7 separate regions of the Homo sapiens genome follow, and regions 1, 2, 3, 4, 6 and 7 are each linked to region 5. A link is a loop called in an ENCODE intact Hi-C map of the cell type or tissue named here. Cell type or tissue: psoas muscle. All regions are shown on one strand. Region 1 overlaps LOC107984782 (a long non-coding RNA gene). Region 2 overlaps RORA (RAR related orphan receptor A). Region 3 overlaps RORA (RAR related orphan receptor A). Region 4 overlaps LOC107984782 (a long non-coding RNA gene). Region 5 holds the start of LOC124903501 (a long non-coding RNA gene). Region 6 overlaps RORA (RAR related orphan receptor A). Region 7 overlaps LOC107984782 (a long non-coding RNA gene).

Evidence for each region. Peaks named below come from ENCODE experiments on the same cell type or tissue, not always from the same donor. Only the 100,000 strongest peaks of a DNase experiment are listed, where the experiment ranks them.
Region 1: a loop joins it to region 5, with 8 times the contacts of the local background. A loop is called at or near these places in 9 of 110 quality-filtered maps.
Region 2: a loop joins it to region 5, with 5 times the contacts of the local background. A loop is called at or near these places in 27 of 110 quality-filtered maps.
Region 3: a loop joins it to region 5, with 4 times the contacts of the local background. A loop is called at or near these places in 2 of 110 quality-filtered maps.
Region 4: it touches region 5 in a loop (4-fold over the local background); 7 of 110 quality-filtered maps call a loop at or near these places.
Region 6: a loop joins it to region 5, with 3 times the contacts of the local background. A loop is called at or near these places in 47 of 110 quality-filtered maps.
Region 7: it touches region 5 in a loop (2.9-fold over the local background); 8 of 110 quality-filtered maps call a loop at or near these places.

What each region holds. Positions count from the first base shown.
Region 1 is chr15:61,700,856-61,704,855 of GRCh38, forward strand. The region is part of intron 1 of LOC107984782 (a long non-coding RNA gene); the gene reads right to left. Among named protein-coding and RNA genes, the nearest start is that of LINC02349, 27 kb to the right of the region's middle. In psoas muscle, no CTCF peak of the experiment used is centred here; DNase peaks (open chromatin) are centred at 1,546 and 2,066; H3K27ac peaks cover 379 bases.
Region 2 is chr15:61,170,246-61,174,245 of GRCh38, forward strand. All of the region lies in intron 1 of RORA (RAR related orphan receptor A), which reads right to left. Among named protein-coding and RNA genes, the nearest start is that of RORA, 57 kb to the right of the region's middle. RefSeq lists an enhancer at 3,288-3,788. In psoas muscle, no CTCF peak of the experiment used is centred here; no DNase peak of the experiment used is centred here; H3K27ac peaks cover 469 bases.
Region 3 is chr15:60,943,320-60,947,319 of GRCh38, forward strand. All of the region lies in intron 1 of RORA (RAR related orphan receptor A), which reads right to left. Among named protein-coding and RNA genes, the nearest start is that of RORA-AS4, 180 kb to the left of the region's middle. RefSeq lists a silencer at 1,891-2,185 and an enhancer at 3,649-4,000. In psoas muscle, no CTCF peak of the experiment used is centred here; a DNase peak (open chromatin) is centred at 2,042.
Region 4 is chr15:61,619,449-61,623,448 of GRCh38, forward strand. The region is part of intron 2 of LOC107984782 (a long non-coding RNA gene); the gene reads right to left. Among named protein-coding and RNA genes, the nearest start is that of LINC02349, 110 kb to the right of the region's middle. In psoas muscle, a CTCF peak has its summit at 1,836 (motif pointing left); a DNase peak (open chromatin) is centred at 1,813; H3K4me3 peaks cover 55 bases; H3K27ac peaks cover 712 bases.
Region 5 is chr15:61,831,916-61,835,915 of GRCh38, forward strand. It overlaps LOC124903501 (a long non-coding RNA gene), which reads left to right and starts at 2,780. Exons shown (of 3, transcript XR_007064668.1): 1 at 2,780-2,862. RefSeq lists an enhancer at 1-428. In psoas muscle, CTCF peaks have their summits at 2,377 (motif pointing left) and 3,784 (motif pointing left); DNase peaks (open chromatin) are centred at 2,366 and 3,746; H3K4me3 peaks cover 731 bases.
Region 6 is chr15:60,519,221-60,523,220 of GRCh38, forward strand. All of the region lies in intron 3 of RORA (RAR related orphan receptor A), which reads right to left. The region is part of intron 3 of RORA-AS1 (RORA antisense RNA 1); the gene reads left to right. Among named protein-coding and RNA genes, the nearest start is that of RORA-AS1, 42 kb to the left of the region's middle. In psoas muscle, a CTCF peak has its summit at 1,744 (motif pointing left); a DNase peak (open chromatin) is centred at 1,731; H3K27ac peaks cover 1,791 bases.
Region 7 is chr15:61,532,542-61,536,541 of GRCh38, forward strand. The region is part of intron 3 of LOC107984782 (a long non-coding RNA gene); the gene reads right to left. Among named protein-coding and RNA genes, the nearest start is that of LINC02349, 200 kb to the right of the region's middle. In psoas muscle, no CTCF peak of the experiment used is centred here; no DNase peak of the experiment used is centred here.

The DNA of each region.
Region 1 (4,000 bases), 130 kb before region 5:
ATACGCCATTGCTTGTATTTCTATTGCACGAAGACTATAAACATGATTTCCAAGAGCTCTGTGCTGCAAGGACATCTAAATAAAATATCAGTTTCATGACCGGTGTCAGCATTTAGAAACTTATTTCCTGTACTTGCAGCTGCTGCAGGTCTGGGTTTCTGTGGCAATTCACATCTTAGCCACTTACAAAATGGCAGTTTATAGGTTTTATGACTACACCATGTAAACATATTTCTCTCTTTTAATGGGTGCACAAACTACACTGCAGTATAAGCATTATTAAAACTATTCGGAAAGCGACCTTAAATATGGCATTTAATAAGCCAAGATATTTTAATAAAAGATTTAATGCATACTTAAACTATATTACAGATTTCTTTCCCTGAATACCATTTGTGTTTTTGATAACTGTTTACCTAGTTCCTTGGCTAGGATTTTGAAACTAAAACATGAACAAGCTCTTTTTGGACTGTAGCTTTCAATTGCCTTAATTCCAGGGGATATTTTATGGTCTGCACTAAGTCTAGCAAATGCAGTCACCTCTTGATTATGTATGAGTGAGTTTCCTATTTTATGGATCTGTAAAAATTACAGAAAATCATTTAAATCTAAACATTCCAAAGTAGGAGAAGGTTAAGTAAACTCTGGGACATACAGTCTATGTATATGGCCATTTACATGATGTTTACAAAGAGCATTTAACCAATTTTTTAAAATTGTTGAATTCTGGCCTAGCGTTTCCCGGTGAAGGTCAAAGTCCAAAATTAATGCCAGAAAAACAAGTGAAGGAAGCTTACCTACTGTAAAATTACATCACACATTCCAGGCACTGGGGAGATGAAATAGGTTTCAATAATACATGTCTATCTCTTCTCTCTAAAAGGGGTGCCCAGGAGTCCGTGCAATTGGCATTACCGGAAAAACATCAGCCAAGAAGGAAAAGACAATGGGGAACAGATTTTGCCCTAACCTTAACCCTAATTCTAAAAAATTTAGACATTTCTAATAGTCATAACTGACCAAAAGTCTTCAAATAGAACAGTGAGGGCAAAGCCCCTCGAGTGGGAATCAGTTGGCATGTACTAGGGACACGGAGAAGGTCTTTATTTGTAAGGAGAAAAGTCCTGACTCCAACTTTTCATAAACTAACAATTTCAGTCCAAGACACTAAATTTTTAGTAACTTTTAGTAGAGTACTTTTTAAGATTCTACTAAGTAAGCCTTAGTTCTATACAGAAACAGAAATGAAAAAAAGGGAAAATAAAATCTTTCTACAGACACAACATTTGTCAATAAGAACCAAAGAAAAGGAATGGAATTTAAAATCAAATCAGGAAGTTGAACACAAATCAAGCTTTAAGAACCACTAGATAAAACCAGGATCTTTTCCTTTTCTTCTCAGTTAGCATAGCAGGGGTTGGCTGTAGCTGGGAGCCTATGTCATCAATGCTGCTCTGCTGCTCTCCCTAAGATATCTAGGGATTCCAGGGAAGACACAATCTGCGATGTCAGCATCAGCTGTCTCCTGTGATGCAGCAGACAGAAGGCAGACAGGCAGAGACAGCCATCCAAATAACACTGGTCCCCTGGGTGGCTCAACTGGATGACATTTAGGGTCTTTTCAACACTGCAATTCTACACAACTATGCCTCCTGACTAAAAGGACAGGATGTACCACTTACTCATCAAACATGTACAAGAACATCCTCCACCATGGCACACTGCTTCCAAAATGGCAGGAAGCAACCTCAAAGCAGCGATTGTAGTTAATATGTGTTTTATGTCCTTTTGGCTTGAGTATGAAGCACACAGGTGTGGGGAGAGATTACCCCTGCCAGCCACAGGGGCCCATCCTGGCCCCAGAGGTGCAGTTGCTGCTTGTCACCTGCAATAGGTGCTCTAAGCATGTCTTTGAAGGAGAAATTTGGCTCATGCCACGAATGTATTTGCTTGCCTGACTAAAGAAAACAGGTGTGTAACCACCTCATATAAGGGAAATTGCTGCTCCATGGGCCATGTGATGAGCAAGCTGGAGCAGGTGTGCAGCCTGGCAGGCAGACCCCATACATGCTCCCAGAAAGATACTGGGCAACAACTGCAGCATGGTAACTGGCTGTTCCTTTGTGCTTGCCTCACAAGCCATGAGGCTGAGAACATGCCAAAATCCTTGCTACTCCCACATGAGACAGAACTGCACGCAGCAGCCAGTAGGTTTGGGATCAAAGGCAGATAGATGATCTTTAGGGCAAGTAATCACCAACTTGAGGGTCTCCACGCTTCAGGAACCCCCCAAAGTTCCAATTCATACAGCTTATATATAGAAAAAACTTGATAGAGCTTTTTCCAAATTTTACAACCATTCTAGAAATTTATGATATTGCCAATAACTATGTATGAAAATGAAACTAACTTTTCCAAACCACAAAAAATAAAAATTACATTTTGATCAAATATGGTATAGAAAAGACTGAACTACCTTTCTATTTTCTCTTTAGAAAATACTATAAACTTGTCATATGAAGAAGATGTCAACTACAGAGATGTGTCAGGCAGTTAATTATTAAAGTATATTGTTATTTTTCTGGATTTTGTATAATGTTTGTGGTATTTGTCAGCTTTCTGAATCCATAATTTGTTGTGATTTCTTTCCTTGTTCTAAATAAATATTCACTATTTTACCTAATTTTGTATGTGGTTGATTTATTACTTTTCTTAAAGAGGGGACTTCCAAAGTGTATAGGCTTCAGATTCTTCAAAACCTTGATCTGCCCCGGTTTGAAAGTTAACAGCAGGAATGAAAATTACATGGTAAAAATAAGGCAGCAAGAAAAAGAAAAGATTTAAAAGAATCAAATTTCAAATCTAGAAATAAAAATATACAGTCAGTGAAAAAAATCCAATGGGTGAGTTGAACAGAAAACTAGACAAAACCATTGAGAAATTAAGTGAATTATAAGAATAGATATAAGGAAACTGCTCAGAATGCAACACAAAGAGAAAATATGAAAAAGGGTTAAATACGTGGAAGATATAATGTCCAAATGTACATTAGGAATTCCAGAACACAGGAAAAGAAAAAATAGAAAAGAGTTAATATTCAAAGAGATAATACTTAAGAATTTTCCAGAATTTAAGAAAGAAGTCCTCATATGGCAGGAACATAAAAATTCTTAGACAAATAAATTAAAAGAAACCCACCTCTACACACATAGCAATAAAACAATAGAGTATTATAAACAAAGCCATTCAGAAACAGAGAAATTAACAAGCAGTAACATTAGGCTAAGACTTTCTGCCACAACAAAGGATTCCAGACAATAGAGTATGTTATCTAACTAAAACAACATTCAAGAGTGAGCACAAAACAATGGTGTTTTCAGAAAAAGAGAGAGTTTACTACACAAATTCTTTTTGAAAGATCTGCTAAAAGTGTATTTCAAGAAGAAAGACAGTGAACCTCAAATGATAAAAAGGCTTCAAAAGTAACACTAGGCAAAGATATTGGCAAATATCTTTTGAATATTTCTAAAATATCCAAATGAGATTTTTCTTACTTAGATTTCTTTTGGAAACATCTAAATAAGCATTGAGTACTAATCATAATAACAACGACAAGAGTGGGAAAAAGCCAGGAGCAGTGGTGAGCATCTGCAATCCCAGCTACTGAGGAGGTTGAAGTGAGGATCCCTTGAGCCCAGGAATTCAAGTCCAACCTGGGCAACATAGTGAGACCCTCATCTCTTATGGGAAGAAATCAAAGAGGAACTTAAACACTGGAGAAAAATAAAATGAATAGTGTCAGTGCAGAGATCAAAGCTTAAGTTCTTATATTGTTCTGGAAGAGAGTGAAGGTAATGAATGAGGGTTAGAGTTTTGCTAAATCAAAAAATGTGTGCTCATACAGAAATCAATAGCCTTCACATACATAATAACCAGTTATAGAAAATAATGGTTAAGAAATTTACAATAGCAAAAGATTAAATATATAGGAAAAAACCCA
Region 2 (4,000 bases), 660 kb before region 5:
GCTTGTATTTCTTCTGAAAGCTGTAGGGAGAAATCTGTTTTCTTGCGTTTTCTACTTTCTGCAGGCCACCTGCATTCTCTTTGCCCTTTCTTCCACTTTCAAAGCCAGCAGTGTAGCGTCTTCAAATCTTTCTCTTCCTGTTTGTGTGTCCTGTGCTTTTGTCATTAAATCTCCTTCTTTCACTCTGACTCTCCTGCCCGCCTCTTATAAGGACCTGTAATTACACTGAGCTCGCCTAGTTAATCCAGGATCATCTCCCAACTCAAGGTCCTAACTGAATCGCATGTGCAAGGTCGCTTTCCATGCAAGGTAACAGATTGCCAGGCTCTAGGGATTGGGGTATGGACTTCGCTATTTTGCCTGCCATACTTCTCTCATAAAACCATTATGAAAATATAAAAAGAGCATATATGTGTATTTTTCAGCACAATCCTGGCACATTGTAAGTGCTCCAAATATACAGCCATGATTATATCAATATACCAATACCAGCACTAGCAGTCAAAAGAGAAGTGGTTGTTAATGCTTAGTTAGGTAAAGCAGAGCCATTTGGATCAACCTTGAATGAAAGCAAATGGAAGCGTAATTGGGGCTGGATAGTGCACAGACACATCCTTTTACAGTTTCATATCCTCACTCTTCGTTTTAAAAACAAATGTTTACTGGGCACCCTCTAGATACCATACTTTCCATTCCTCACAATAGTCGTTTCTGGTAGATGTTACCGCCTTACTTTACAGGTGACGACAGTAAGACTTAGGTTACACAATTTGGTCAGATTGTTCAGCTGGTCACTAGCAAAGGCAGGATTTGAATTTGCTATTGTCTGATTTAAGCCCGCCCTCTTTCCAGGCTCCAGGACTTGGCGACATGCTGGCTCATACTCACTCTGATCATCAAAACTACACCAGACCTGCCCCACGGGCAGCTGGCACACTTGGCTTTCAGGGCAGAAATCAAGTTCTTGCTTCTCCGGTGTCCTCCACAGCCCTACACCCATCCAGGGGCACACGGTGGGTGGGCTATGCCATCCTTGTGATCTTGCTAGGAACAGGAGAGCCCAATGAGAGGCCTAAGTGCTTCTGGGGCAATGGTTCTCAGCCCTGGCATGTGTCACAATGACCTGGAGAGCCTGCTAAGCCAGACTGTTGGCCCCACCCCCAGAGTTCAGTAGGTCTGTATTTGCATTTCAAATAAGAACCCAGGTGATGCTGATTCTGCTAATCCAGGCCCACACCCTAAGAACCACCCCTCTGCAGGGATCCGGAAGTAAATTTATTAAAGGAGAATACACTGCTCAGATGTGGGGTATTAACACTCACTGGTCCCCACCCACTCCACTTCTGGACTTCTGCAGAGCTGCTAGCCCTACTTGACTAATAATTCCCAGCAGAGGGGCAGTCTCCCCATAACCTATGACACATCGCTCACTTTCCTCCACTGCTCCTGGAGGTGGCCCCCATTGGGAATCTTAGCTTTACTGGCTACATCTTTAGCAGAGAGGCCTGGGTCATCTGTCCTCCCTGTATCTTCAGCTCAGCCAAACAATAAAATGCAAGACACAAAACGTTGCCTTTGAAAATGAGGCAGCTGGGGAGAGGAACGATGCCTTTAAAAGGGCAAAGGTTCTTTGGGACACCGATCCTCAACATCTCACCCTGCAGCTCAAAGTCAAGGCTTGCCAGGGTTCAAGTTCTCAAGTGTGCTTCAGTGGTGTTATTTAGATGTGACCCTATAGGCTGAAGGGCATGCACATTAGCATATTTTGTAACAGCTGTTGATGAAGATGTTAAGTCTTGCTCAGGGGACCAGTTGCAGTGAGAAGCATTTTATGAGAACAATATATATTGTAGACATCTGAATATATTTCCATGAGAAAATAAGGATGAAGAAACAAAAAAAAATGGTATAGTGTCCTTACACAGCAGATGAATATTTAATACACTGGAGCTTATCTTTAAGAGAAAAAAATACCCTTTGCAATTTTTCATGCTTCCTACAATAGCAATCCATATACGAAATGACAAACACTATAGCCACCCATATAAATACCACGTATTTCATTATTCCTTTCTTACGGTGGCACAAAGGCCAGCTGCTACATGAAGTATCATGAAAACATAAATTAGTGGTTATAAATAGCATATTTAAAGGATGAGGCCATCTAAAATCGGTTGGCTTAACAGAGGCCAAGAACAAGTCTGAGGAATTGATAAGACAGGAGGGAAACTCAGGTAGTATATGCAGATCCCAGGACAGCAGCCCACAGATGCTCCACCAGGGGCTCTCAAAACAGAGTTCAAGGGGGATAGGTCTCAGGGCCCCGGAGGAATGATCCTACTTTCAGTTGACCCTTGCCACCTCAGGAGGGACCAATTCAGAGACTGCTTATCACCACTATTTTTAACTTCTTGGCAATATAACCAGTACAATGGGAAAATCGCCCAAAGTAAATACATACTCTCCTTTGATTCTTCTCCTGGAAAGCAGTTTTCTACTATTTTCCGTTAGAATCATTTCCAGGGTAAATCACACTTCAGAGGCAGAGCTTAAGTCTAAGGGTCCCCTAAGGAGCATGTATCCTGGGCTGGGAGGAGCTAAAAAAAAGGCATGTCTTTGCTCTCTGCTGTAGATGCTGTGTCCAAGCAAGTCCTTTGAGAAGCCTCTGCAAGTTTTTCACCTTCAAGCCTCCTGCGTTATTACTATTTCCTGAGTTTTGCTACCAAACAAAATTACCTGTAGTCATATATAATTATTTTTCCATGAGACAGCTTAATATTGATAACATTTTTGTGGTTTTTAAATTTTATTTTATTTTTCCTTTTCCATCTCTCTTTCCTGGTATTAATAACATTTTTGAACATTTTCTTTCTACTAGGCACTGTACGAGGATCCTCTCATGTAATCCTCATCTCAATCCTATGAGCTGGGTACCACTATTACCCCCACTTTATATACAGGAAAACTGGATCACAGCAGTGCAGTAACTTGCTCAAGATCTTGCAGCTTGAAAGTGGTGGTACAAATCTAAAATCCAGATCTGTCTTCAAAGTCCATGCTTTTAACCACTGCACTGTGCAGCCTGAATTCATCCATTCACCATATTATGTTAATACAGTTCCATATTAAAGAGAAAACTGTTTAAACTATTTTAAAACTTAGGAAGGATAAATGCATAACTTGTGTTGGAATTTTTTAAGCACATAAAATAGTTTCAGGCAACCCATTCAGGTCTTCATGGACCCCTAGCTGTCCTGGACCTCACATTAGAAATCACTGACCTAGACCCACCTGAACATCATTTGCCATGTGAATCTTCTAGGTCTGCACAAAACACCTAGTTAAAAATATCGTCTGATGCTCTGGAATAACAAGTCAAATAAAATCAAAATACGGAATGACATTCAAGCCTCTTTTTTTGAGTGTGTGAGATGGGGTCCTGCTCTGCCACCCAGGCTGGAGTGCAGTGGCGTGACCACGGCTCACTGCGACCTCAACCTCCCAGATTCAAGAGATCCTCACACCTCAGCCTCCCGAGTAGCTGGGACTATAGGCATGTGGGGCCTGTGCCACCGTGCCTGGATGATTTTTTGTAGAAAGGTCTACGTTGCCCAGGCTGGTCTCCATCAAGGCTCTAATTAAACTGGTCCTTCCTATCTTTTCAGATCCATCTTCCAGATCTGTGGTATGCACACTGGGTCTGAATCAGCAGGTGAGGGGCCTGGGAATCTGTGCTTTTAGCAAACTCCCCAGGAGACCTTTATTGGCAGAAATTTTGGAAAACATTTCCATCCTGTTCCTGGCCATTCACAAACATGGTAACTCTGACCTCCTGGGGCAACTCACCATTTACAAGGCACATTACCTACTCTCTCAGCTTTCTGCCAGGGCTCAAGCCCATTCTCCAGCCTGAAATGTATGTCTCATGCTTTCCTCCCAGGCCTGGCTCAAAGGTCTCCTCTGGAAAGCCTTCTCTGCTGGCTTCTGTTAGAATCTGTCA
Region 3 (4,000 bases), 890 kb before region 5:
TCACTTTTAAAGTTAGCTTAGGAACGTCAATTCTGATTCTATTCAATCTTGTTCTGGCTCTTGTAGTCACTCTTCTGAGGCACTCTTGTTCTTTGCTGTATCAAGGTCATACTTAAAAAGAGATGTTATTTCTTGATCAGGGTTTTGAGAGGATTACATTTTCAATGTGAAGGTTCAGCCACTGTTTTAGAGGACTGTACTAATGAGCATAAGACAGAAGGTCTTGGCCCAATGTGGACCCGCATTCAGTTCTATTCTCCAAGGATGACATCTTTAACCTCAGCCAGCTATTTCGCAAAAGTGAGTAATGGGTCGGCTGGGCATGGTGGCTCATGCCTGTAATCCCAGCACTTTGGGAGGCTGAGGTGGGGGGATTGCCTGAGCTCAGGAGTTCAAGACCAGCCTGGGCAACACGGTGAAACCCCATCACTACTAAAATACAAAAAATTAGCCAGGCGTGGTAGCGTGTGCCTGTAATCCCAGCTACTCGGGAGGCTGAGGCAGGAGAATTGCTTGAACCTGGGAGGCAGAGGTTGCAGTGACCCGAGATCATGCCACTGCACTCCAACATGGGTGACAGAGCCAGACTCCATCTCCAAAAAAAAAAAAAAAAAAAAAAAAGTGAGTAATGGGTCAAAGGGGACCAGATGAGAGCATAAATGAGCATAAATATATCACTTCTATTAACTAAACAAACCATAAAATGGAGGCCTTTTGCCATAGTCAGTCAGTCGTCCATTATCATGACAGGAAAAATCACACATATGCTCTCATATGAGTTGTCCATCTGTCAAAGAATTTGTATAAACCGAAGAACAGTAACATGCACTGAAGATGAAAAGCACCTGGGGAGCTTTAAAAATTCCTGAGGCCCAGGCCACCCTGGTCCCACCTGGGAAGTCTGATGTAACTGGTCTGAGATGGAGCATGGGCATCAGTATAATTTAAAAGCCCCAGGAAGATCCTCCCATGCAACTAGAGCTAGAACCACTGGTCTAGACCCAGTTGGCCACAGTGAACACCGTACTAAGGGCCAGGGACTCTGCACAAACTGCCTTAATGGGTGGAGTTACAGGTGGTAAAAAACAGAAAACCGTATACAATAAGCAGCACGGAGCGAGATGCGGTGGCTCAAGCCTGTAATCCCAGCACTTTGGGAGGCTAAGGCAAGTGGATCACCTGAGCTCAGGAGTTCAAGACCAGCTTGGGCAACATAGTGAAACCCCATCTCTACCACAAATACAAAAAAGAAAAAAATGGCCAGGTGTGGTGGCAAGCATCTGTGATCTCAGCTACTTAGGAGGCTGAGGTGAGAGGACTGCTTGAGCAAAAGGGGCAGAGGTTGCAGTGAGCTGAGATCATACCACTGTACTCCAAAAAAAAAAAAAAAAAAAAGCAGCATGGCCCAGAATTCCTGTCTGATGCTTCCCATATTCCCAGAGGGCAATACACCATTTCCAATAATCGTCCCTGCAGAAGGATAGAAAAATGTCAGCAACAAGAGTGACACTTAAAACTGCACCCCAGACTCCTGTGGTTGAGATGCTGCATGCCCAACGTGGTCTGACTTCCCACTGACTGACCTAGGCATAGCACCAGGTGGAGCATGCAGACATATCAAGGTTTCCATAGGGTCCACAGCTCAGAGATATAACAGATGCCCGATAGGAGCAAAATGAAAGATTGAAACAAAAACAAACAGCCCACTTTGGTTTTAGAGCAGAGAAAGCTAGGAGCTGATTGGCTTAAGAGCAGAGAGGAGGAAGGCTATAGTTTAATATACCCAGCAAATCCAGCAATATGGGGCTGGACCACCCCATATAGATAACCTATAAAATATAATTTCCCTCCCCACCCTCTCTCTGAAAATCCAAACTCATGATCACATAAACTGCACAAATCATGGGAAAGAACAGGAACTCTCATCTCTCTTTTTAAAGGAAAATATGTATTCCACGGTTCCTGTTGGCACGAGCTGGACATTACAGGGCTGATATCTCTGGGGACAAGGCACAGTGCTGGCTTCTTGCATGGAGGCAAGTGGTGCCAACTGGCCAGCATACCAGGTTGGCTCTCTTCCAGGACACAGTGGCTTGCATGAGCTCCCGTCAGGGGAAACGTTGTTATATCATGGCTGCTGCAGACAAGAAGATGATGGAAAGGATAAGGCTCTCCAGGCTACAACTACCGAGAACAGTGCTTGTTAGAAAAAATACTTTTCACCATTAGGGGAGGAAAACGGCTCTTTCTCCAAATTCCTCCCATTTGCTCCCCATCCCTGCCATGCATAACAATATGTTCCATTCAGAAGTAGTGTTAGAAATAAAGGATTGCAGACAAAACTGTACTTTGGAAAAGGGAAAATAATTGGTTCACTCAAGGGGCACTTTTTTGGCAAACCCAAGGCAACTCACAATGGTACATATGCTTGTCTATCCCAGTGCACATGATGAGACCTGAAATCGAGAGGTCACTTCTGTTTGTGGGAAAGCCAGGATCACTTAATTGGCCAGAAGAGCCAGAAGCAAGCTAACCTATCAACCTAGCTTTTAATCTATGAGGCAGAATCTATTCCCTGACTTTTTCACACAGGTGATGATGCTCATAAGTTCTCCCAGCAGCTGGGCAGACTGACGAGTCAGGAATGTACCAGGTTCCCCACCCTGAGTTCAGGCTGGGCTCACTCTAGCACTCAGGTGGGTTATATGCAGGAGAAACCAAGGAACCTCCAGGAAGAAGATGCATTCCAAGGGGAGAGTGAAGCCAAGTGCACCTTTCTGAATCAAAGATAATGAGCCAGGATCAGCGGGTGTGCTGAGGGTGATTCCGCACAGCGTCCCCCACCCTGAGTGTCCTATGTCCCATGGGAGAGCAGCTGCAATTGCATGGATGAATAAAACCAAAATGACTCCGACTCCCTCTCCCTCTCCCTCTCTCTCCCTCCTTCTCCCCACGGTCTCCCTCTCCCTCTCTTTCCAGGGTCTCCCTCTGATGACGAGCCGAAGCGGGACTGTACTGCCGCCATCTCTGCTCACTGCAACCTCCCTGCCTGATTCTTCTGCCTCAGCCTGCCGAGTGCCTGCGATTGCAGGCGCGCGCCGCCACGCCTGACTGGTTTTCGTATTTTTTTGGTGGAGACGGGGTTTCGCTTTGTTGGCCGGGCTGGTCTCCAGCTCCTAACCGGGAGTGATCTGCCAGCTTCGGCCTCCCGAGTTGCCGGGATTGCAGACGGAGTCTCATTCACTCAGTGCTCAATGTTGCCCAGGCTGGAGTGCAGTGGCGTGATCTCGGGTAGCTACAACCTCCACCTCCCAGCCGCCTGCCTTGGCTTCCCAAAGTGCCCAGATTGCAGCCTCTGCCCAGCCGCCACCCCGTCTGGGAAGTGAGGAGCGTCTCTGCCTGGCTGCCCATCGTCTGGGATGTGAGGAGCCCCTCTGCCCGGCTGCCCAGTCTGGGAAGTGAGGAGCACCTCTTCCCGGCCACCATCCCGTCTAGGAAGTGAGGAGCGTCTCTGCCTGGCCGCCCATCGTCTGAGATGTGGGGAGCGCCTCTGCCCCGCCGCCCCGTCTGGGATGTGAGGAGCGCCTCTGCCCGGCCCCGACCCCGTCTGGGAGGTGAGGAGCGTCTCTGCCCCGCCGCCCTCTCTGAGAAGTGAGGAGCCCCTCCGTCCGGCAGCCGCCCCTTCCGGGAGGGAGGTGGGGGGCCAGCCCCCGCCCGGCCAGCCGCCCCGTCCGGGAGGGAGGTGGGGGGCCAGCCCCCGACCGGCCAGCCGCCCTGTCCGGGAGGGAGGTGGGGGGGTCAGCCCCCACCCGGCCAGCCCCTTCTGGGAAGTGAGGAGCCCCTCTGCCCAGCCGCCACCCCGTCTGGGAGGTGTACCCAACAGCTCATTGAGAACGGGCCATGATGACGATGGCGGTTTTGTCGAATAGAAAAGGGGGAAATGTGGGGAAAAGATAGAGAAATCAGATTGTTGCTGTGTCTGTGTGGAAAGAGGTAGACA
Region 4 (4,000 bases), 210 kb before region 5:
ATTAGTGGCTGTGGTTAATCCTGGAGTCTGTCCTTACAGACTATTTTCACTTAACTCTCCAATAACAAGTTGGCCACTGAAGCTGGTGGGTAAGGGTGGGGGAAACACATGATCTGAGTCCTTTACTTCCACTGGATCTTCAGTTATCCACAGAAAGTAACCCTAGGCACCTTTCCAACTGTGCTGTTAGTTTATTTTCTTTCTATAGTCAGTACCCAAATATACAATTTTTCCTCTTCTTAGTTTGTAAACGGTCAGTCACTAGGGGGAAAAAAGCACAGTGATTACTAATGGGAGATGCCACTAAGGTTCCAGCTGTGAACAGGAGAAATCCAAGATGACCCATCATCTAAATGTCAACGCAAACACCATGCCATTCAGAATGAAACAAGGAAGCCTGCGTGCAGACAGCCAGAATACATTACCAATTGCATATTTAGCTCCAGAATTTGTGAATCTTTGCAAAGAAATTTAGGGGCTTCTCACTTGATTAAATAGCCTGTGATGGAGGATTCGGTTGTTCCCCACAATAGTTGCATGCAAATGATAGATTCACATGGACTACAGCATACAGAGCCCTTAGGGGGCTGTACATTTTTAAGTAATTCTGCCATTGTTTTTGCATAGTAATTGGAAACGTACATTCTGTTGGAATGTGATTCTTATTAGAAGAGAAGGTCGCTGCTGTCTGCTACAGGATTCTATTCATTTAGGGTCAGCGGGACTTAAAAACAGACGAAGAATCTGCATTTATGCACTAAATGAGGATCTGCCTTAAACCCCAGCAAGTTTCTAGCCTGCATTAAAAGCTAACTCTCACTCTCTACTTTCATCTGCCTCTTTTCCCAGCTTCCTAATATTTATTTAGCCTGATTCTGCTTTGTGAATAAGTGACTCCCTGATGACTGAGTAGCAACTAGAGTTAAATTAGTCATGTAAGAGCAGCAAATTAGTAAATGGCACCCCAGTTACCAGAGAGGAGCTATATCATTCTGTGTGTTTAAAGTACTATTACCATCTATCTAGGAGTCAGGAGCTGTCCTGTGCATACAATGAGTCCTCAGTGGTCCCACTCACAGTATGACACAGGATTTGGCCAGGACGGAAAGCTGGGGGGCGGGGCAGCCAGTCATTTATCTATATCCTCCCACTCATTTCCCCTGTACCCCTCAGATGTTTGGGTGAAAGGTGGCCTAGGTCAGGGTCACAGAACAAAGCTGATGGTCTCATAGGAAAGATCAAGTCTGTGATGTTGTTAAACTCTGCTAACACAAATGAGGACACTCAGCCAGTCATTTAGAGGAGGAAAGGGAACAGCATTTCCTCACGTTCTTGTTATGTGAAGGATGGGGCTTGGGCCAGCAGCACCTGCATTACTGAGGAGCTTATTTCTTAGACCTAAGAGCGATGGTCTGTAGCTCCTCCTCAGACTTCCTGAATTGGAATCTGCATTTTCACAGACCCCAGGTGGTTTTAACACACACTGATGTTTGGGAAGCACTGTCTTACATCTCTAAATGTCAGCACCCAAAACACAGAGACCCCATGAGTCTTAGTCAATCCTATAGTGGCAGTACCTGAATCAGTGCCTGGTGCATAGTAGACACTCAAATATGTGTGGAGTGAATTGAACGGGAATGAAGAAAGAAAAGGAAAAAAATCTTCATGGCAACATAAAATAAATTTCGTAGCAACAATAAAAAAAGGAGGGAGGAGAAATCAAGTTCTAAAATAAAAATGAAAATCAAAGAAAGCAGCCAGAAAGCATCCAGGGAGATGCACCTGGCTGGTGGAGATGGGCTGTGGCCCCACCTGCTGGCCACAGTCGCTGGAGTGCCATCCTTGTCCACGACCTTCATTCATGAGTCTGCCTCTCCCACACTTTGCCTTAGGAGGCTGGCCCCTATCTTGCACACTCAGGCCTATTAGCCACAGTTATCTCTCCCATACAGCACTATCAGGTTACTTTAGAGCTGAAGCCTAATTGGACCAATGTAGACTCTTTACAATGTGTTTAAAGTTCTGAGCTCCTGGTTTAAGTGGAAAGAATGTCAATGATGATTGATCATCACCAGTCTCCTGGGGACCTCATGTGCCCAGAGCTTGAGCCTTCACCTAGGACCCAAAATACTTAGAGAGAGAAAATAAGTCACTGTATTTGGATAGGCAAAAAACAAAACAAACAAACAAAAAACAACCACAAACCCTGCTTTGCTGCTCAATTCCTTTTCATCTGGTCTTAAGAGAGTACAGCCACCACAAACGCAGCAAATTTAGTGTACATGAGACTGGAGGATATGGGAGAGAAGGGTACGTCTGTTCAGAAAATTATGGATTTTCCTTAACATGAGAAAATGAAAGAGAATAATTCAGCACCCAAATCATGTTAGTGCAAAGATCGATTGTTTTCCAGATTTCTTAATTTGATTGGACTGAGAATTACAAGCTGAGTAGATGTACTGTAGTGAGATGCTTTTGATATGATAATTGATAATATTTATTAGAATCACATGGGCACTCTGCTGGACTCTTTATATGCAGTATCTCCTGCAGTCCTCACAACAACCCACTAAGATAAGAATTATTACTATCACCTTTTTACATGCGAAAGCTGCAGCACAGAGAGGTTAAGTAACTTACCAAGGGTCACACAGCTGGTAAATACGTAGGCAGTAGAAAATATAGGACTCAAACCCAGGTCTGTGTGGTTGCAAGCCAGTGCATTTAACTGCTCCACTATCCTGCATCTCTCTTATATTTTCTTAATAAAGAGAAATTGAATGAAATGTGGAAATCAAAGCTAGAGAGAGAGCAGAAGACGACAAATTACCCCATGTGGGTAGGACTTATACACTGCATAAAGAGAAAAGGCTTAAGGAGGATGATGATTTTAGATAACTTCGCAAGGTTGAATTCACCTCTTCTGACTACTCAGAGACAATTTTTTAGACTTCAAGAGTTATTTAGCAAATGGATCTTGGTGACCCACAGAAAGAAAAAGCTGTTCTTAAGGAGGAAAAAATGTATTATTTTCCTCTGGTGGGATTAGGAGCTACCAATGATTTGAGAAGAGGAATGGTCTCTAAAACCCAGCAAGACAAGACAATAAGAGAGAGTCACAACTCTGTCTATATCTGGTTTTTCTAGGCTCGTTGAGCCAGGCCAGTAATTAGTATAACTCCATGTAAACTGTAATCACCATTTCTCTGATGTGATCAAGCTCACAGTGGAAGGATTCTGCTGTCTAATGTGACTAGCTTCTCCGATTCCATTTTCATAGCTGAATCGAGGTAGATCTCTTCCTGCAATGCAGTTTAATAATTGTTTTAAGAAACCCTAGAAACTAAAAGTAGCATATGAAAATTTGCAATGCATATAATTATATTATGACTGGGGACTCCAAAATAAGTCATGGCATTTATTTATTCATGCACTATGTACTCTGTGGTCCCCTGGGAAAAGAAATGTTTAAATTAAGATGTATGATAAGACAGATTCCGGTGTCTTATGCACTGAATTACAACTCACTAACATGTAGCTTTTACATAATACTTGCTCTCTCACTCTGACCTTGACTCTGAACATTTTTACAAAATATTTGTCTCCTAAGCCTCACCCCAACTTCGAGAAGCCCATATCATGAACATCATCATCATCATCATCATCATCACATATACTTTAATTTCACTTTTAATTCATCTCTGGCCAAGAAGATCTAGTAAGTTGATAGGGGAGAAACATCAAAAGGAAACTCACAATACATGTAAATATAAATTAAAATCCACCTTGCTTTGTTATAATTTTCATTCTAAAAACATGTACATAATTCATGATGGAGGATGGGGGGACTAGAAGATGCAGGGCTGGGGACAACCTTTTAATAGTGAATAGTGCCATGAAAAGTTTTTTTTTTCTAATGAGCCAAGAGAATGAGGGAGGAACTCAAAGAGGCAACGACAGTTTGATCTTTCACTTCTACATCTTTGGAAAAAGAGAAAAT
Region 5 (4,000 bases):
GTCTTGGCTTTCAGTCTTTCAGAGCCTCCCCTGGGGCACTGCCCCACCTCTGCCGAGAGTCCAGCGTTCACTCATCCTCCCCCAGGGAACTCGAGGCTTGGGGAGCTATTAATAAATACAGTTTCCCCTCCACACACCTTCATCAATCAAGCGGCAAGAACCTGGGGTAAGGCACAGCTCCAGGAAGCCCCAGCTACGATGAGCAGATAGTACCTGGGCAGGCCTCCTTTGCACCCCTAGGCACCAGCATGGACCTGTCTTAATCACCAGGCCCCGAAGAATGACACAGGCCTCCACAGCTCAGGGAGCTCCTACAAATGAGGGCTCAGGTCAGCTCTAAAGACAACTGCCCTATGCCCTAGAATCCTCTTGACAGAGGCACAGTCCTTCTGTGTCTCTGAAGGTCATGCCGTCCTTCAGGTATTGGATTGCAGTTTCTAAAAAGACCTAGGAGCTGTATCTCAGGTGAACAGTGCTCCCAGCCAGGCAGCCCGATCTGAGCCGGAGGCCACAGCCACGTCTCCCTCATCTTCGTAGACCCAGAGCCACAGGTTCACCTCTGAGCTTTGTCACCACCTACCCCTTCCCTGGTGGCCACAGTGACATGTCTCCCAGCTCTTCCCAGCTCCCTGAGCAGAAACAACTGTCCAGCTCATCTTTATTCCCTACAGTAACTGGTCTATGAGCACGTGATAGATATTTGTTAGAAGAGGATTATGGAACGCTTTGGTTGATAAAGAAAGAGGAATAATATATTCCTTGAGCTACATGTTTCTTGATTTCTTTCTGGGTGTACTGTGGAGAGCCCATTATGTTAGTTCATTTAGTTCTGACGACAATGTGTTGATGTGGGTAATACTATTATCCGTATTTTAGGAGGAGGAAGCTGAATAATAGGAAGAGCCTGGGCTGGGTTTCAAACCCAGCCTGCCTATCCTGGAGCCACATTCTCAGCCAAATGTAGAGCCCTGCTTTTCCCTATCAAAAAAGAATGGATTCCCAGGGATCTGTCTTTTTCTAAACATCAGCATGACTCTGTTTCATCTTAATTGCCTGGCACACAGTAGGTGATCTATAAATGTCTAGGAAAGATTAATAAATGAATGTCATCAATGTCGATGAAAAAGCAAATATTGAAGGAAGAAAAAATTTAAAGATGGGCACTCTGTTCTGAAGCATTATCAGCAATTTCATGGTGTGTGTTTTTTGTGTGTGTCTCATACGCAGACACTTGCAGGCACACACATACCACACAAGTCTATGATCTCAAGTTTGAGAAAGTGAATATTAATTACTTCTACAAAAAATATTACAGGCTTTTCTATCCCCCAAGATGTGCTTCAAAACTGTACCCATGTTGCAATTCAACCTTCCTTCTGCTAATCTCACTATGCCATTTAAACTTCTACTGTCTTTATACGGCGGCGCCAAGGGTTTAGGCAGAAGTGTAAGAGATGAGAGCCCAGAGCTTCTACATGGGCAACAGTGGGATCTATCCTGGATCCTACCCTTTCTACCTAACCCGGGAACTTGGTAAGGTCCTCAGTGTCTCTAACCATGGCTCACACACTCCTTCAGGTCTAGCTGTGTTGTCTTTGTGCGTGTGTGTGTGTGTGCCCGTGCAGCGCATGCACACCCAAGAAGGTCCAAACTATTCCCAAATTTAAATCTTTTCTCTCACCATAACCCTAAATACAGCATGCACATTAGAAACATATATCCAAATATGGGGTTCAATAATGAACCATTGCCTCATCAGACATTATTTCCTCCAAAATGTATACAAACACTTAAACCACTCCTTTTATTAAAAAAAAAAAAGAGCAAAAAAATGAGGACCAACAATCTATAAAAGGAAATTCAGATAGAGATGGGGGAAGTGGCAGTGGTTTTGCAGTTTCCAAAGGTGAGCCTCCAAGGGACAGAGCTCACTCAGCATCTGCCAGCTAATGAGGTCATCGTGATCATTTCTTTGCTTTAAGAGACAGGGTCTTGCGCTGTCACCCAGGCTGGAGTGCAGTGGCGCGAACTCGGCTCACTGCAGCCTCAGCCTCCTGTCCTTAAGTGATCCTCCTGCCTCAGCCTCCCAGAGTGCTAGTACTACAGGCGCATGCCACCATGCCTGGCCCTATGGGTGGATTTGACTTTGGCCACTCAATGCTCCTTGGAAAAGCCCCCTCTACTTCAGAATCCAGTATCCCCTTTCCTCACCACCTCCCAGCACTGACATTTAGAGTTTTCACAAACATGAAGTCCACACCACTCTAAACAAACTCTTGGATGCTCCATTTTGCTCACTTTGGCAGAAGCTGAGCTTTCTGTCCCGAGATTGAAAGAGGCACGAAGCTTAAGTCACTCCGCCACCCTGTGGCCAGCGAGAGAACTGCACGCTTCCCGCGGGACAGAGGCCGGGCTCTGGAACAATGAGCTCACAAGCCGCACACAATTTTTAAATCCATCATAGCACCTTTTAGGAGCACCTCTTCAAAGGCCCTACAGTAGTTCTTAACTGAACTGGAAATTGCCTGCTTTCCATACAATTGTACACAAGTGTTCTTCTGTTTAAAGGGACCGATTCATCTATTTCTGGGTGCTTTGTTCTCCAAAACAGTGTGGTTAGAAATCACCCCCAGGTTTATCCAGTTCATCCTCCTGCCTCAAGGAAGGACGCCCTTCAACCCATTCAGGGAACACACGTCGCTGCCGTTTTATGAAGAGTATCTGAAGGCAGCGTCACAATCTCCTAAAACGCACCCATGTGTTTGAAGGTCAGGGGCTCAGAAGGTTTTCTCTAAAGTCAAACCCAAATTCCTGCTGCTGCAAAGACCTGAGGAAGTACGAGCAACCCCTGCTGAATCTGATGTGAGTTCGAGTCCTAATTGCAGGACTTACTTGCTCTGAGCCTTTCTGTTCTGATCTGTGACGTGAGGGGCGAGGGTCATTCTTCCTGCCCCTGCCTTACGGTTGTAGGGGCATCCCGTGTGCAAAAGCACCCTGTAAGGCTTTTAAAGTGCGGTGGGAATGTGGCTCCGGGTTATTCTCATCGAATGTTCCACGGTGTCAGAAGACATTCACAGAGGGGCAGGTTGCACAAAACGAGGTCCTTAAACACAGAGCTAGGAGGAAACAGAATGGGGTAGGTGCCGGTTAGGTGGACCAGACATATCACACCCCCCTGCTCAACTTGGGGGTTACAGTGCACGCTGAGAGCGGGCCACCGACAAACCATGAACCAGTGACCTGCTCACTGGCATTTTGAGCCGACAGTAACCCCCCTCAGCCACAGAGTGCCAGTGCAGGAGTTACTCTGGCCAGGGCAGGGAGGCCCGGGGGCTCTGTGACACAGAGCTTGCCCCGATCACGGAAGCCATCTGTCCTGGATTTTCTGGAGTTCTGGTTTCAAATATTCCAGTCTATTGTTCCAGCAAAGACACAGGGCTTTGCAGGGTCTGACAGCTGGGGTTCAGGAAATATAGCCCCAGAACCCCATCCTCGCAGCACCCTTTTGAATGGAAGAGACATAAACGATCATAAATGAAAAACCCTCACTGCGGTCTCTGAAATCCCACTCCTGAAGTGAAGGGCTCTCACTGTGGCCACCCTGTCCAGGAAGTCGGGGGGTAGCCTGTTTCGGGGTTGGAGCTGGAATCCTCCCGAGTCTGTGATTGGCCAGGACTCTCTCCTGGGACCCCACACCGGAGCCCAAAGGGCAGGATCAGAAGGGAGAGGCTTCCTTGGAGCACGGGCACAGCTGGTGGCTGGGCGCCCTCTAGTGGAAGATCAGAAAAAGACAGCCTGGAGGGATGCAAAATGAAACTCACCAAGCAAGCCAAGTGAATTTTTCTCCTGAATTTTCTTTCCCCTGCTTCAGGATTGCCAGCAGACATCTGCTTCCACGTTGACTGGTAGGCAGGCTTCAGTGCCTCCTATGATCCAGTCTAGGGAACGACCTTCAGTTCATAACAAATCACAGAAACCTTGGAAATTTTTCTGAACAGCA
Region 6 (4,000 bases), 1.3 Mb before region 5:
GGTACCTGATTAAAACAAATCCCAAATACCATTAAAACAGCACTGACTTCATACTAGGCACTCTATGCTTTATGTGGATTGTGTCATTCACTTGTGACAAGGGCAATATTGGGCAAATCCTATCATTCCCCTGGTTTTAAGGCTGAAAAAACAGAGGCTTAGAGAGGTGTAGTGACTTGCTCAGAGTCCTCGCTGTAGCATGGGGTAAAGCCAGGATATGACTTCACATAGTTTAACTCCAGAACTTACACTGTCATCTTGTTTTGTTTTTCTGCTTCTCTTGTGTGTCAAAAGAATTCCTCCTTAGTTGTTCTCATATGGGGCAACCATTAAATTAGGCAGTGTAAAAAACAAGTTATGCAGAATAAAGTAGCAAGAGCAATCTACTCTGAAATTAGTGTTTTCCCTCACTTTAGCACCTTTAGCTGACCCAGCTTCCTACCGCCCAGACATTTTACAAAAATCTCTCTCTGGAGTTGCCTCCTGATCTGGATTAGGAGTCACATAAGAAAATCAGTCTCATGAGTCCATCATTTTTCCTCATTTCTGACCAGAAGTATTCTGCCCCATTTGCTTCACCTTATTTCTAAATCACTCTAGCTCATTTAAACAAACAAACAAACAAACAAACAAACAATGAAACTTACTGCAAGGGCACAGAATAACTATCATTAAAGATGTCTGTGTAATTATGCCATAAGTTGCAAGGCAAACTCATGAAGCATTCCGTATGTTCTTTGAGCAGTGGCACTGTGGCTCGAACCAATGTCCAGCTTCCACACTATCTGCTTGGAAGAGGATTACCCTTATTTGGAAGTCTCAGTTTTGAGGATTTGGGGAAAGCAGGCACGCAAGCAGACACACCTTATTCTCTACAGCATCATTTATACCTCAACTAAGTCAGCTGAACAAATGCCTGCTGAAAAGTTCTGGGAGTGGCATAGCTAAGAACCAGAAAGGCGATCTTTCTTTTGGATTAAGTCAACAGAGTCATACCCACAAGGAGAACTATCAAATATCAGATGCGAGAGGTGAAGTGGGGTTATAAGGTGAGAGCTGAGAAGGGAGAAACAGGGTGAGTAAACCTCCATGACTCAGACGAATACTGAACTTTGCATTTCAGGAAGAATGAGGGTTTGGGTTGCTTCTTTTTCTTTTTAAAAACCTCTTCTTTTCAGTATTCCTTGGGGGGCGGGGTTCTCAGAGGATTAAGGGTTTGGAAAATTAAACAGATAAGATACTAAGAGTTAAATAACACATAAGAGGAAGAAGGATTAGAAAGAGGAAGAAGAAAAGTAGAAAGTGTGGTAGGTACCTTCCTACCTCAAGGTAGAAGTAGTGTGTTTCTAAGTACAGAGATAGATTTTGTCTGATTGGGGAGAAATCCTGCAAAAGGATTAGGAAGTGAGTGAGCTGAGAGATGAATTCCAGGGATTGGAGGTCATACAGAGAGCAGGGGAAGCACAAAACTAGGGCATGGAGTTTTGGGTGGAACTGAGGAGGCGTAAAAAAAAAGTGCTGAAGTTGTGAGCTGGGAAAGGTATCAAGTACATAATTTGGCAATTTTGTTATTTCTAAAAGATAAGCTAACAAATTACTTGGCTGTCATAAAAGTTCACTTTTTATGGATGTTAAAATACATGGAGATGTTCATTTACAAACATGGTGAGCTTGAGCCAGAGAGCCACCATGATACATTTCAGGTAGTATACGTTTAGTGTGACTGTGGCGCACTACCACCACCTAGTGGCAGCAGATTACCATGCAGCTATTGCAAATAGAAAATTAGAATAAAACAAACAGGCCTTTGGTGCTGAAAGACTTTGAGAGATTATCAGGTACAGCAGTTGACATATAGGTGATGCATCAGAAACACCCACAGAGCTTTTAAAAGATACACCTTAGATATATCAAACCAGAACTATATATCAAACCAGAAACTTTTGGCGATGTCGTCCAGGCATACATAGTAGTTTGAACAATGAGAAATTCCCATTTTTATAAGTCAAAAAAGAAAAAAATTGTCATTTTTTTTTTTTTGAGACGGAGTCTTGGTCCGTCACCAGGCTGGAGTGCAGTGGCATTACCTCGGGTCACTGCAACCTCTGCCTCCTGGGTTCAAGTGATTCTCCTGCCTCAGCCTCCCGAGTAGCTGGGACTACAGGCGTGCACCACCACACCGAGCTAATTTTTGTATTTTTAGTAGAGACAGGGTTTCACCATGTTGGCTAGCATGGTCTAGATCTCTTGACCCCGTGATTCGCCTGCCTCGGCCTCCCAAAGTGCTCGGATTTACAGGCGTGAGCCACCGTACCTGGCCACAATTGTCATTTTTATAGTAAATATTTTTTAAAAGCTCCCCGAAGACTTTGACTTCCTTTTGTTAAGAACCAGAGATTGATTCGAGTTTTCTGATTTGCCAAAAACAAAAATGAAGTTTAGAATGTTAAATGACTTGTCCAAGGTCCCATGGCTGGGACTCAATCTCTTGTCCTGATTTTAAGTCCAGTGCCCTCTTACTTATATGTATCTTCTTCATTGTGGGACAAACAAAACAATGTCACACATTCTCGATTTCCTGACACAGAGTCCCTACATATCCACCTTTTGTTTCAATTCCTACTGTCTCAAAGACATCTCTCCAGTGTTCCTCCCTTATTTCACCTAGCTTTTCAAAACGCCTTGTGCTTTTATTTCTGATACGTGTCTTACCTTCTCTGGAAATTCTATTCCCTAATACTTTTTCTTTAAAAAAAATGACTGTATACTATGAATTTTTCACTGATCCCATTAGATGGGCGCTTGGCAAACTGGGACAGAGGCCATGGTGTTTAGGAGAAGGCTCATACCAGGTTGCAAGAGCTGAGTGCTAAAATGTCAGGAATTTTGTTATTAAGGCTAGTTATTAAATCTGTTATTACACATTAACTGATGCATTCCTGACATAAAAAATTAACTACTTTTTAATGATTATTTTACTGTTATCAATGTTCTTCAGGTTGTCTACATCAATTATCCTTATATCTGAAGGTGGAAATACTATACCATGCTGTGCATCCCTTCCCTACTCTGTATTCTGTGAAAGAGCGGGTCGGGTGGCTTGAAAATGGCCATTGGTGGGATTATTTACACCACAGAAATTGGCAAATGTTACAGATCAGGGTTTGATTTATTATTTTGCTTTATTGTCTAGATTTAAAAAGTGATGGCCCAATGCAGTGGCTCATGCCTGTAATCCCAATACTTTGAGAGGCTGAGGCAGGAAGGTGATGGCCCAATGCAGTGGCTCATGCCTGTAATCCCAATACTTTGAGAGGCTGAGGCAGGAGGATCACTTGAGGCCAGGTGTTCGAGACCAGCCTGGGCAACATAGACCCTGTCTCTACAGGAAATAAAACAATTAGCCAGGTGTAGTGGCATGTGCTTGTAGTCCCAGCTACTTGGGAAGGTGAGGTGGGAAGATTGTTGGAGCCAGGAGTTTGAGGGTGCAGTGAGCTATGATTGTACCACTGCATTCCAGCCTGGACAACAGAGTGAGACCCTGTGTCTTAAAAAAAAAAAAAAAAAAAGACCAGGTGTGGTGGCTCACACCTGTAATCCCAGCGCTTTGGGAGGCCGAGGTGGGCAGATCACGAGGTCAGGAGTTCGAGACCAGCCTGACCAACATGGTGAAACCCTGTCTCTACTAAAAACACAAAAATTAGCCAAGCTTGGTGACAGGTGCCTGTAATCCTAGCTACCCAGGAGGCGGAGGTTGCAGTGAGCCGAGATCACACCACTGCACTCCAGCCTGGGCAACAGGGCGAGACTCTGCCTCAAAAAAAAAACACAAAAAAAAAAACTGATGAAAATTATAATAATGCAGATTAAACTTAACAGTACATCATATCCAGTGCTCCCATTGTGAATAACATAAAAAGTGGAAGAAATGTTCTTCTGGTATTTGAAAACTATTAACTGAGTCAGCAAGGAAGTGGTTCATGTCATTGTTGGCGAATGA
Region 7 (4,000 bases), 300 kb before region 5:
CTGTTCTTACTTCCCATCCAAATATCCTCTGGTCTTCAAGGCCTAAATCATTGCCCCCTTTTTTGGGGGGCAGGGGGACCGAGTTTTGCTCTTGTTGCCCAGGCTGGAGTGCAGTGGCACAATCTTGACTCTCCACAACCTCCGCCTCCAGGGTTCAAGTGATTCTCCTGCCTCAGCCTTCCTGAGTAGCTGGGATCACAGGCATGCACCAACACGCCTGGCTAATTTTTTGTATTTTTAGTAGAGATGGGGTTTCTCCATATTGGTCAGGCTGGCCTCGAACTCCTGACCTCAGATGATCCACCCGCCTCAGCCTCCCAAAGTGCTGGGATTACAGGTGTGAGCCACCGCACCCGGCCAATCATTGCCCTTCTTTAAGCAGTCTTTCCTTACTCCTCTAGTAAGCTCATCTTCTTTCCCTGAACTCCTACATCCCTCAGTGTTTTTACTCCTTAATAATACTAGCTACCATTTATTGAGCATCTACTACATGACAGGTATGTAGCTGGATACCTGATTATCACTAATCCTCTCTACCCTTTATCCTGTTTTGGATAAATAAATGGAGACTCAGAGAGGTTGAGAGTTTCCTGAGGTCATGTAGCTTGTAAAGAGGTAGAGTTTAGGGTAGAGGCTTCCTTCTTCAATTTTACCATGCTGTTACCTGTTGACCTTCAAGTCAGAAGGCCTGGGTATAACCCAGGCTCTGTCACTAATTAGCAGTCAAACCTTGCATGGATCATTTCACTTCCATGGACTTAATTTTTATAGCTCCATGGCTCCTCCTATCACTAACATTCTGAGATGCCATTCACAGAGGGTAGTGAATCTCATTATGCTTTTCTAGATGAGAGAAAAGGCCTCAGACAATCCAGACTGGTGTTTTTATTGAGCCTTGAATTCCCAGGAAACGGGAGATGTGGTGGGGTCGGGACACGGAAGCCATTGTTCTTTGCAGGATGCTTGGAGGCATCTTGTCATATTGAATTAAGCATTTATCTTTATTTAGAAACTCCAGAAATTTTACAGGAAGGGTTTGTTAAGGAGAGGGTTGAAATTGTCAACCTGCCATAGAATCGCAGATGAACAAAAGCTGTAGAGAGTTCCTTTTTCCCCTGGATAGCAGAGGGGTTTGCCTTTTCATTTTGTGGGCCTTATGGAAGAGCAGACACATGTCTCTTTTTACAGACGGGAGATTTTGTTCAGCAACTGCCAAACCAACCTGGGCCAAACCCCATGGAGACTATTTGAGAGCTGGAGATGTGCAGCTTTTGCTTGAACATATATCCTGACCCTTGAGCCTTGCGGGCTGAAATTGCACAGCACTGACAGAGCCATGCACACTGAAAAAGGAAGCTAATATCAAGGCAGAGAGGGGTCCATTTCAGTCACCGTTAAGTTGAATTCCTCAATGTCCTTACCCTGACCCTTGTTGTGGAAAGAATATGGCCTTTAAATTTAGGCAAACTGGATTTACAACCTGGCTCTTGTTATTCACCTTACTTTCAGTTTCTTGTTTAATAAATGAGAGTCACACTACTCACCTTATTGCATCATTTTTAAAATGAAAAGAAGTGATGAACATAAAGCACCTATATCAAAGTAGATACTCAACAAAGATTAGTTTCTCTCTCCACTTGTATCTTACATAGTTAACCCAGTACCAGCAACTAAACTGTATTTCTGAATTCAAATGGAGGTGTTGGTGGGGAGGGTAGGTTAAGACGGCATGTCAGAGAAAGAGGCCACATGAACACTATCCCACTCCATACATTCTCTCCTCATTTGAATATCCCATTTGTCAATTTTGCAAGAAAGTTAAAAAAAAAAACAAACCACTCATTGTTTAGGAGATTTCACGCTTTCCCTCCATCTTGCTTCTTGATGTAAATCCCAAAACAGTCCGTGCAGCATTTCTCAGCACTGCTAGCACCAATCCCAAGAAGTGGTTCTTCTAGCGCGCTTTTAAGGGCTCGCATGACTAATAAAGTGTGACATGGCTAAGATTTGCTAGCCTTCTCTTCAGTGCGTACATTCTAGCTGACAAAATATGGCTAAATTTAGCTGCCTTCAGACAACAAGCGTCTTACAAACAAAGAGGGCCGCAAAGGCGAAAATGAGCCATGACATGTCTCTGTCCTAACATGGATGTGCCCAGTATCGCCTTGGTACCCCAGCCCTCAGCAAAGACATCTATGCGTACGGGCAGTGTCTGAACTGGGTGCTGACGGTGGCAAGGTAGACTCTAGGTAAGGTGGTTTTCTTGTGGACTCTGACCCAAGGGTCCTTACCAAGGTGGAAGGATGGGGGTTTAGGCAGCAACAGAGTGAGTGAAGATAATAATCATAATGCCAGAGGTTTCCTTAGCCCTGACTGTGAGCCACCCTATGCTCTAACCACAACACCCCACTGCCTCCAATAACAATGCATTATCAAGACTGGAAGAGAGCCCAGAGAACATTTAACTTAACACTCAAATTTTGTGCTTGCAACCATCAAGGCCCCCAAATGGGAAGCAACTTTTTCAGGGTCCCATAGCCAAAGGGTGGCTGGTTTAAGACAGGAGCACCATGCTGCTGCCTCTCGGTCAACTTAAACTGCTTCACAGGAAAGAGAAGCGTGGGAAATCTGCCCAGACATATGGGAGGCACTTTGTGGAGGAGAATCATATGTTGCTAGAGCATTCTGAGAGCTAAAACTGTCTCCCTTCCAGTCCAAAGTTTGTGTAGCTGGATCCAAAACACTGTAAATGTATTTGGCATAGATGACACAAAGAAACTGACCTTTCTGTGGCAGGGAGGGGCACTGAACGTGACAGTGGACACTCCCTGAGTTCAGCCAGACACCCTAGAGCAGCCAAGTAAGGACCTCCAATCGACTGGAGGCTCAGATTCAAGTTCCACTGAAGCTCAAAGGAAGAGAGCCACAGTCCCCTGGGGGTGTCAGTGATGGAGCATGGAGGGAAATAGAACGATGCCTTTCGGTCCATTGTTGGAATTTCTGATCCAGGCACATCCTCTGAGTGCTGGGTATCACTTGTTGACAAGTGCATCTTTACCACCCCCTTATGCCCTCCCAGTGTCTCAGGGGAATGATGGCTGGGAACTGCATTGTTCAGACTCCTGTGCCAGCAGGGTTCCTGATACGGTTGCAGTTCTCCCCGCAAGATGCACTCATATGAGTGGTAGAAGTAGAAGCCATTGTTCCTCAGGCAGGGCGGGTGAACACATGGCTTTAGCCGCATGTTATCAGTCGCATCCATGTTCCTCTGACTGGCAGGGGTTACAGGGCCACCTGTGAACACCGCCTGTAGAGGTTTTCTGCAGTTTCTTGACCCCTGGGAGGTGGTGATAGCTTCCTGATTCTCAGAATCACAGCTTGGTGGTAAAGCTGAAAGCCAGTGGCTGACCCCTTGTTTCAACTTATCCAGCTGGTCCTTACAAAGCTTCTGAAAGCGCCCGATTCCCTGTGTTCCGTCCTTTTGTTTGAAATATATAAAGTGGCTTCTGTCCTCTTGACTTAGCTCTGTTGCTGAATACATTTAGTTATAATCAGAAGTAATTTGTAAAACACTTTCCTTGTGCTAGGACTATGCTAAGCATCATCTCATTCAATCTTCACTATAAGAACATAATCGTTCTCCTTATACAGATGAAAAAATGAAGGATTAAGTAGATAAAGTGACTTCCTGGGCTCACCCAGTTAGTGAATGGCAAGCTAAGGTGATCTGACTCCAGACTCTTAGCCACTTTGAAAATTGGCCCCCTTCATTTCCAGATGACAGCCTACCTCAGGAGCATCATGCCTAAGGCTACCATCTAGGATGAGCGGAATCTCAAAGGAAGGAGAAAAAAGTCAGGGTTTCAAAGAGGAAAACCAAGGGACTTATTCCTTGTCCCTCCTCTACAGCTGTTCCATAGCTGATGAAATTCCACAAATATGCGCCAAGCTCCATGTACCCAACCCCCCACCTTGCATGTCCTTACTCTGTTACTCCTCA